Regions from separate parts of the Homo sapiens genome. Here all the other regions are linked to region 3. The links are chromatin contacts, found by Hi-C or POLR2A ChIA-PET in ENCODE. All regions are on one chromosome and are shown on one strand. The core of a region is the stretch at or near the end of the contact, and the rest is flanking DNA. Distances in the headings are between cores, read along the strand shown. Region 1 holds the start of PRR5-ARHGAP8 (PRR5-ARHGAP8 readthrough). Region 2 holds the start of RTL6 (retrotransposon Gag like 6). Region 3 overlaps LINC00899 (long intergenic non-protein coding RNA 899).

Evidence for each region. Hi-C counts contacts between places; a loop is a spot of excess contacts on that map. ChIA-PET counts read pairs that join two places held with the same protein, here RNA polymerase II (POLR2A). Pooled maps may share reads with other maps.
Region 1: a pooled map shows a loop between it and region 3 (10-fold over the local background). The contact joins the promoter of PRR5-ARHGAP8 here to the enhancer-like site in region 3. A Hi-C loop is called at or near these places in 1 of 37 single-sample maps with no recorded cell type and 7 of 50 pooled maps. POLR2A ChIA-PET finds 5 or more read pairs at or near these places in 1 of 52 experiments (HCT116).
Region 2: a map of naive thymus-derived CD4-positive, alpha-beta T cell shows a loop between it and region 3 (28-fold over the local background). The contact joins the promoter of RTL6 here to the enhancer-like site in region 3. A Hi-C loop is called at or near these places in 1 of 168 maps with a recorded cell type or tissue (naive thymus-derived CD4-positive, alpha-beta T cell) and 5 of 50 pooled maps. POLR2A ChIA-PET finds 5 or more read pairs at or near these places in 2 of 52 experiments (H1 and activated T-cell).

The regions. Positions count from the first base shown.
Region 1 is chr22:44,700,596-44,703,672 of GRCh38, forward strand. PRR5-ARHGAP8 (PRR5-ARHGAP8 readthrough) reads left to right here and starts at 1,609. Exons shown (of 15, transcript NM_181334.6): 1 at 1,609-2,013. The coding sequence starts at 1,880. It overlaps PRR5 (proline rich 5), which reads left to right and starts at 1,609. Exons shown (of 8, transcript NM_181333.4): 1 at 1,609-2,013. The coding sequence starts at 1,880. RefSeq lists a silencer at 1,483-1,892.
Region 2 is chr22:44,496,696-44,499,766 of GRCh38, forward strand. RTL6 (retrotransposon Gag like 6) reads right to left here and starts at 1,538. Exons shown (of 2, transcript NM_032287.3): 1 at 1,349-1,538; 2 at 1-1,116. The coding sequence starts at 861. The coding sequence ends at 142. RefSeq lists an enhancer at 1-209 and silencers at 1,469-1,598, 1,689-1,748.
Region 3 is chr22:46,039,256-46,042,367 of GRCh38, forward strand. LINC00899 (long intergenic non-protein coding RNA 899) reads right to left here. Exons shown (of 4, transcript NR_027036.1): 4 at 652-1,797. LOC124905136 (a long non-coding RNA gene) reads left to right here. Exons shown (of 2, transcript XR_007068137.1): 2 at 1-1,182. Among named protein-coding and RNA genes, the nearest start is that of LINC00899, 4.1 kb to the right of the region's middle. Within about 2 kb of position 1,601, at least 6 of the 41 ENCODE cell types and tissues checked have a DNase peak (open chromatin) inside an H3K27ac peak, as active enhancers do.

The sequences.
Region 1 (3,077 bases), core at 359-2,858, 1.3 Mb before region 3:
CCTGGGCCAAAAAGTGAGACTCTGTCTCAAAAAGAAAAGAAAACGTGTACAGCACTTGACAGTTAGTTTATAAAGCACCTGTTGCTGCCTGTGGGCCCCAAGCTGCCTGTGAGATGAACCGTTCCATCCCGCTTTACTGATGAGCAAGTTTGTCTGTTTATGTCTCTGTCTCCCAAAGACGATGGTATTTATGTCTGGAACACAGGAGGTACTCAGGAGACACTGGTTGATTTGCACTAAACAAAGACTCTTCATGAGGCTCTCTTACTTTTTATTTTATTTTATTATGATGATGATGATTTTTGAGACGGAGTTTTGCTGTTGTTGCCCAGGCTGGAGTGCAGTGGCGAGATCTCAGCTCTCTGCAACCTCTGCCTCCCAGGTTCAAGCGATTCTCCTGTCTCAGCCTCCTGAGTAGCTGGGATTACGGGCATGCACCACCACGCCCAGCTAATTTTGTATTTTTAATAGAGATGGGGTTTCTCCATGTTGGCCGGGCTGGTCTTGAACTCCTGACCTCAGGTGATCCTCCCACCTCGGCCTCCCAAAGTGCTGGGATTACAGGCATGAGCCATCACCTCTCTCTTACATTTTATATGGGGCCCTCCCAGCTCCTGGAGCTGTGGCTGTCACCCCCCATCTGATGGAGGGGTCAGGTGAGCCTTGTGGGAATCCCAGAAGCTGGGGACTGGGAAGGGCCCTGTTCAAGGGGCTGGACGCTCCCTGTGGTGAAGCCCAACTCTACCATTTGTTGATTGCACAATGTTGGCACAATGTTGGGCAAGTTATTTCACTCTGTGAGCCTCAATGTCCTCAACTGGAAAATGGGGAGAAGAATAATCTCTACCTCACGGAAGTAGTTCATGTTAGTTCATGTGAAATCAGACATCTAAAAGTGCTCTGCGAAGCAGGCAGGAAGCACCGGCTGTGCCCTGCCTTCACTGGGATCACTCTGCCCCCACCACAGGGACTTGGGAAACTGCTTGGTTTTACCATCCAAGAGACCTGGGGGTGGGAGATAAGGAGCAAACCCTCTACTTCTTCAAGCCCTCACTCCAGCAAATCCTCCAGGCAGCCAGGCAATGCTGAAGTCCCTGTCCAAGGGGGTCTAGGCTGAGCCCGGGTGGAGTGGGTTCTTGGGCCAAGGTGCCTGGAGGGGACTGAAGGCCTCTACCCAAAGTCCTCATGAGAACTGGGTGGGGGAGCCTGTGTTCAGGTGAGGGGTACGGAGGCACCTCTGTGGCACAGCCTTTGCGAGGAGGGCTGTGGAGGGAGACCTCCGGGGCCGGGGTCGAAGGACATCGTGTGGGCGCGACCGCAGTGCTGGGCGGGGGGCGGGCGCTTGGGCTTGGGCCCTGCGTCCTGTGCGTGTTGGTTTCCTGTGGGCACGTGGGGCCCTCGGAAGAGGGGAGGAGGGTGAGCACGTCCTCAGAGGGCAGACCCAGCGAGGCGTCGTGGCAGCTGCGGCCGCGGAGACGCCGGCTCCGCCTCTTGCACACGCCCCCTCGCCTGAGGCCCCGCCCCGCCCGCGATGCCCCCGCCCCCTTCCCCGCCCCGCCCCCCGGGGCGCCGAGACCCGCCCCTGGGCCCGCCCCCGGGTCCGCCCCCGGCCTCCGTTTGCGCCGGGTCTGTGCTGGCCGCGCGCCTGGCGCTCCACGCTGAGCCTCTCCGTGCAATGATTAACCCGGCGGGGCGGCCGGCGCGGGACCCGAGACGGAGGCGCGGGGCCGGGGCGGGACCCCGCAGGACCGCTCGGCTTCCTGCTCTCGCCGGAGTTTCCGCGTAGAGGGCGCATCGCCGGCCCGGGGCCCTTGGTGCGGCGTGGCGCAGGGCGCGGCGTGGGGCGCGCGTGGGCGCGGCGCAGGCGGCCCGGGTCACCATGAGGACTCTCCGCAGGTTGAAGTTCATGAGTTCGCCCAGCCTCAGTGACCTGGGCAAGAGAGAGCCGGCCGCCGCCGCGGACGAGCGGGGCACGCAGCAGCGCCGGGCCTGCGCCAACGCCACCTGGAACAGGTAAGGCCGCGCCCTCCCGGCCACCCGGAGGCCCTGGAGCCGGGGGAGGGGACCCCTGAGCCGTCCGCGGGCTAGGGGCCGCCCCGAGCCAGGAACGCTGCCGAAGGCGGCGCGGCGCTTCACAGTTTGCAAAGAACTTGCCCCGCCGGAGTGGTGCGGGCCTGGAGGAAAGTTCAGTGCAGCGTGGTTCCAGAACCCAGGGAAGGGAGCGAGGCCCGCCAGCGCCCGGGGCTGGCCCAGAAGCGCCCGGCGGGTGGGCGGCGGGGTGGGCCGGGAAGCCGCGTGCCCGCCTCCTACCCGGGGTCTTTCCACGTCTCCACTGCGGTGCTCGTGACAACCTGGGAGGCTAACGGAGCAGGAAGTATTTTTCCCATTTTGCGGCTGAGCACGGGAGCCTCGGGGCTCAGTGGGTGGGTCGCGCAGGCTTCCTGTGTCTCTTTAAGCTCCCTTCGGCTTTCCCTTGAGAGGCCCCCTGTCCTCCAGCTGTCAGCAGGGGGTGCGGCAGCTGCGAGGCATTCTTTAGAGGACTCTCCTCCAGGGGTCATTCCCAGACAAGCAGGGGCCTGGGAAGCCCCTTCTCCCAGCTTTGTTTGAGGAGCAAGTCCGGGATCTGGAAAAGAGACGGTTTATTTAGTGGAACTCCCCAGCGTCTCTGCTCCCTAGGAAAATGAGAGGCAGGAGAAAGTGAGGCAGGCTGTTCGCGGGAGGCAGTGGACACTGTTCGGGGGAGGCTGTGGACACTGTTCGGGGGAGGCTGTGGACGTTGCCCCTCTCGCGCCCACACCTGGCAGTAAAATCTTGCCAGATGCTCCACCGGCTGTGGTCTTGGCCACCGGGAACCCGGCTGTCACTTGGACACACGTTATTTTCAGTTCATTGAATGCATTGTGAGCGTCATGGTGGGCTCAGGGCTGCCAGCGAGACCCTCTTCAAACGTGGTCTCTTCTGTCTCTGAGTTGCAAACTGCTAGAGGGCTGTCACATGCCTGCCTCCGTTTCCCTCTCCGTCAGTGGGTATTCGCATTCCTCCCTGTGGGGAGGGCTGGTGTGGGAACAGTGAAGGAA
Region 2 (3,071 bases), core at 288-2,787, 1.5 Mb before region 3:
TCTCCTCGGGGAACACGTCTGGAGAGGCAAGAAGGGAGGTCTTCAAACAGGGGCAAAGCTGTCGTATGGGCATTTCTTCTACACAGCAAAGAGCGTATGCTACCTGGGTGGCTGCAGACGCTACCAAGTGCTGGCGGATTCTTAAAGATTCCGTGCTCGGGCAGGCAGGGCTGGCGCTGGACTAGTCCCGTTGGAAGCTGGATGCACTGGGCAAGGCCCCGTGCCCGCAGAGGCCAGCTGGCGGCAGAGCATCTGCCTCTCTCGCACAGCCCTATTAGAGGCAGAAGTCTTCCTGATTTGGGCGCGCCGCGCATGCCGGAGCGGAGACTTGTAGGTTCTCCGCAACTCTGCCAGGAACCCCTGATAGTTGTTGCGCAAGGGGCTGTCAGGTTGCATGTGGGGGATAGCCCACTTCTCCGCCTCCCCAGTCAGTCGAGACACAAGGAAGGCCACACGCTCGGCCTCACCCGGGAAGCGGGAGGCCTGGAAGATCATGAATCTGTCCATCTGCATCAGGAACCCCGCCAACCGGCCTGGGTCCCCGGAAAAGGGCTCGGGCAGAGAGGTTGGAGGTGTGGTCATGGGTCGAGTCCCGTTTGAAGTAATTGAGGAGATGGGCGGGGTGATCTGCAGAGCCCCCGGGATCCGCGCCCTGGTGCGTAACAAGGTCAGCTCTGCCATCACGCTCTCCAGCATGTTGGTGAGATTGGCCTTCTCCGCCCGCAGGGTGGAAGCCTCCCGCCTCAGCGCCGAGTTGGTGAGGCGCAGGGAGGTCAGGGTGTCAATAACGTCATCCATCTGGGCATTCGGAGACGCTGCCAAGGCTGGGCTTTCAGCTTTGGACGTCTGCGGCTGCACCATGCTGGCCAGAGGTCAGCCACACGCTGAGATCCGCGGGTGGACCAAGAGGGTGTGGTGACCAGGTGGGCCCCTGTAGAAATGGGGGCAGTGTGGGGTGCACGACGGCAGGGCGCTGCGAGACCCCCAAGCCGAGGGCCCGAGAGAGGGGCACGCGGTGCCAGGCCCTAGGGACTTCGGCCCCGGTCCCACGCGGCTCCTTTACTGCAGACTTCGCGGACTACGGAGCCAGACGGGTGGCTGGACCTGCTCTGGGCCCTGGAGGATTAAGAAAAGATGTTTTCAAGGTTTCAGTTGCGACTAGCGGGCAGGAGGGTGAGGGGCGGCGTGGAGGGCCCGCGCGTGGGTGGCGAGGCTGCACAAAGCCCCGCGGCGCCCGCCCCGCGCCCGCCCGGGGGAGAACAAAGGGGGCTGCTCCTTGGCGGCCGCGGGCCTGGGGGCCACCACAGTGGCGGGGCCCGGCCGGGCAGGGGGCCGGGGGCACGCGTACCTGGGGTCTCGCGGTTCCTCCGCGGCTCTGTCCGCCGCCGGCCGTGACCAAGATGGCCCGCGCGGGGGACGCGGCCAGGCCGATGAATCACCGCGCGGACCGCCGAGAACTGCTTCCCGGTCAGCGCAGCCAAGCGACGGCGCTGGCGATGGCGGCGGGCGGCCTCCGGCAGGTGCAGGGACCGGGCCAGGCCGGGGCCGGGGCAGGGGCGGGGCCGGGGTCGCGGCAGAGGGCGGGTCACCGCGCGGCCTTTGTGCGGGCGGGGCCGGCGCGGTGGCGGTGGCGGGCGGGCCTTAGGCTGGCCCCGCTGGTTGCCATGGATACCGACCGCTCCCGCGCGTGCGGAGACGACCGCTGCCCCGCCCCCGGAAGTGATGCACAAAGTCCCACCCCCCCCCACCCCCCAACTCGGGCTGCTGCCAATCGGGGAAGACTGTAGTTGCTGCGGCGTCTTCATCAGGGCGGGTACCTGGTGTTCTCCCAGTCATTCCTCCCAAGAGGGCTTGCAAGGCTCTTTCTGTGGTTGTCATTGGGTTTATTTTTTTGATGATTTACTGTTCTTCTTATTTTTTTTTTTTTTTGAGACGGAGTCTCGCTCTGTCGCCTAGGCTGGAGTGCAGTGGCGCGATCCTGAGTCACTGCAACCTCCGCCTCCCGGGTTCAAGCGATTCTTCTGCCTCAGCCACCCAAGTAACTGGGATTACAGGCGCGTGCTACCATGCCCGGCTAATTTTTGTATTTTTAGTAGAGACGGGGTTTCACCTTGTTGGCCTGGCCAGTCTCCAACTCCTGACCTCAGGGCATCCGCCTGCCTTGGCCTCCCAAAGTTCTGGGATTACAGGCGTGAGCCACTGCATCAGGCCCTTATTGTGATTTGAATATAAATTTAATGTAACAAATCTTGATGTAAGAGAAGTAAAAAAAACTTTATACTACTCAGACTCCCTCCACCTAAAGATAGCAAATAGTAATACATATATATGTAACGTAGAGATAGTAATATTTCTGTACTTCCATCCAGTCATTTTTCTATGATATGTTCTACAAAATATTTTTTACCTTATGAATATTTTGTAACCATAACAGCACATTGAATTTTGAGCATTTTCCTATTAAAGATAGTTCAGAAGCATGATTTTCAGTTATTGCCTGTGGTCCATGGAACTCCTGTACCGCAAAGTATTTAGCCATGCCCTTTTTGATAGATCCTTATCTTGTTTACCATGCTAAAGTTTTATAAACTACACTTGTATATAAATCCCCACCCTTTTCTCTGCTGGGTTCCCCAGAGTAAATACCAAGGAGTGAAGATACCTGGCTGATATGGTTTGGCTGTGTCTCCACCCAAATCTCATCTTGAGTCGTAACTCCCACAATTCCCACATCGTGGGAGGAACCTGGTGGAAGGTGATCGAATTATGTGGGCAGGTCTTTTCTGCACTCTTCTTGTGATAGTGAGTGAGTCTCAAGAGATCTGATGGTTTTAAAAAGGGAAGTTTCCGGCCGGGCACAATGGCTCACGTCTGTACTCCCAGCACTTTGGGAGGCCAAGGCGGGTGGATCACGAGGTCAGGAGATCGAGACCATCCTGGCTAACATGGTGAAACCCCGTCTCTACTAAAAATACAAAAAATTAGCCAGGCGTGGTGGTGGGCGCCTGTAGTCCCAGCTACTTGGGAGGCTGAGCCAGGAGAATGGCGTGAACCCAGGAGGCGGAGCTTGC
Region 3 (3,112 bases), core at 351-2,850:
TGCGGGTGACATTGCTCATTAAAACACTGTAAAAATTAATTGGCATTCACAAAGTTCTAGTCACAATAGCAAACATTTTAAAAAATCAGAAACAGGCCAGGCACAGTGGCTCACGCCTGTAATTTCAGCACTTTGGGAGGCCGAGGTGGATCACTTGAGCCTGGGAGGCAGAGGTTGCAGTGAGCCGAGATTGCACCACTGCACTCCAGCCTGGGTGACAGTGAGACCCTGTCTCAAAAAACAAACAAACAGACAACACAAACAATTCAATTGTCCATCAGTATGTGAGTGGGTAAACAAATGTCAATAGGCATATGATAAAATATCACGTAGCAGTAAAAAGGAATGGGCTATTGATAAACTCAACAACATAGATAGCAGGATCCCGAGCAAGAGTTCATACTCCATGAGTTAAAATTTTTTTTTAATAAATTGAAACTGATCTACGGTGGTTGGATTCAGATTGCTGGCTGCCAGGAAGTCAGAGACTGCCTGCAAGGGGCTCTAGGGAACATTTTGTGGTGATGTTTTCTTTCTTGATCGTGGTGATACATGTCACGGTTGCATACATTGTCAAAACTCATCGAACAGTAGAGGTGAAAGGGATTTTGCTGCATGGAACTTATTCCTTAATAAGGTTGATTTCAAAAATTAACTGGTATTTATACTTTATTTTTCAAATCTTGTAGAAAATAATGACATAAAATGCTCACAACGTATTCAACAAAAAGACTGTAAAATAACCTATAGTATGATCTAATGATTATATATACATGAATATATGTATGCATTTATAACTTACGATATGGTCCATTCATATAGATATGTGTACACACACACAAACACATATATGCATGCGCACATATATACACATACAGTTTGGAAAATATAGCAGAAGGACTTTCAACCAAATGCATTCAGTAATTACCTCATGGGTAATTGTTTTCTTTTTATTTTTTAATTCTAAATACCCTCTTAGTTTTTTCTTAATTCTAAATATCCTCTTAGTTTTTTTTTTTTTTTTTTGTACTTTTCTGTAATGAACACTATTTTTGTGGAAGAGAGTCTTTTTTGCTTGCTGTATTTTTCTTTATTGTTAATTGACAAATAATTGTATGTATTCATGAGGTATAATATGTTATATATATAACACTTTTCTTTTTATAAACAAATAAAAACAAACATCTCTCTTTTTTTTTTCCAGCTGTAGCAGGCCAGGGACATGGGGCTGGGCCCTGGACAGGGTGGTGAGGACATCCCGGTTCCCACGAAAAGCAACCGCCTGGCAAGTCTGGAGCAGGCGAAGAGGGAGTGAGGGGGTGTGGCTCGCTCCCCAAGTTCTTTGGCTCAGCTTCAGTGCTGGGTCATTCTTGGGGACTGCTATGCCCACTGGGCACTGCAGAACTTCTGGTGCGTGTGGCTAAGGGGAGTCGGGAAGAGCCCTGTCCCTGGACCAGACCTTCCTGTTGGGAGTACTGGGACCCAGTGACCTTGTGCACCTTTCCTGAAGCTTCTGGGCCCCAAGTGGTCGAATGCAGAGTGGGCTGGGGAGTCACAGACTGTGCTTCCTGCTTTCAACCTCCGTTCCAGGTTCCTGTGCGTTCCGTGGGCCCATCCACCTGGCTGGGCTTGGCTAGGCTGTGACCTTCTCTGAGGACAGGGCTCTGCCTGCATTTGGAGCTGCTGGGACCTCAGTGTCACCCCCCACTCTCGCCAGCTGGCCTCACAAAGGTGCCCAGGAGGAGACCTGATTGCCGACTCCTTTCCCCTCCCTGGCTGAGCAGATTCTACAACAGCCTGTGGAAATTAAAATAAGAGCTTAAAACTGTCAAAAAAATTTTTTTTAACCAAGTCACAAATGGGAAAGCTGAGGCGGCAGCAGGTTAAGGACACTTTGTGATGTAGCGTTCTCTCCCAGTGCTTTCGTACTGTAAACATCACAGTCCACGGTCCCTGTGAACAGGCAGCCACAGAGACTGGGTTTAGACTTGCCGGGGAAGGCTGCATCCAAAGTGGGGCCAGCTCAGAACTATTCCACCACATGGGGGGCCATTAGTTCTGCTCAGTTCTGTGGGGCCTCACTAGTGTTTCTATTTAAAAATAAGTCAAGGTAAAAGAAAAAGTTTCAAAATGTAACAGTCACGTATCTATTTCTGTAATTGTAAAGAAATACACTGTCATGTGACGGCTGGAGGCTCTGGAGCAGAGGGCCTAGGAGGAATTTTTTTTCTTTTTCTTTTTCTTTCCTGAATTCTCCAAACCGTCTATCACAGTGTGTATTGCTTTTATAACGGGAAGAGATAAAATAGACTTACATTAAAAATAATCAAACTGCACCTGTGCCTACATGTCAAATGATAAACGTGACAATCAAAGGCACTTTTTATTTATCGAATACCTGGTTCATGCCACATCTCCTGCTAGGCCCTCCCAGCGTGCTGGCTCCTCAGAACACCCTGCAGGTGGGAGCTGGGCACCAGGGTCCCTGAGGCAGCATTCAGCACCCACGTGGCAGAGCCAAGGCTGGACAGGGATGATTCCAACATCCAGGATTGTATTATGCTTATAACGACTTCCTGCCTGTTTGTATTTAAGACAAGGTCTCTCACTGCAGCTTTGACCTCCCGGGCTTGAGCAGTCTTCCCACCTCAGCCTCTGGAGTAGCTGGGAGTTACAGGTGCACACCCCCATGCTTGGCTAATTTTTGTATATTTTGCATAGACAGGGTTTCGCCGTGTTGCCCAGGCTGGTCTGGAATTCCTGGGCTCGTGCGATCCACCAGCCTCGGCCTCCCAAAGTGCTGGGATTACAGGCGTGAGCCACAACGCCCAGCCCCTGTCTCTTAAAGGTGAACATTTTCCCTAAATACAATGATCTTCAGTTAAAATATTTGTATCTTACATAGAATCTGGAATTATTTCTGTAAACAGAATTTAGTAAAAGAAATATAAAAATCAGCTGGGCACGTTGGCTCACGCCTGTAATCCCAGCACTTTGGGAGGCCGAGGTGGGCGGATCACAAGTTCAGGAGATCGAGACCACCACCCTGGCCAACATGGTGAAATCCCGTCTCTACTAAAAATACAAAAATTAGCTGGGCATGATGGTGCGC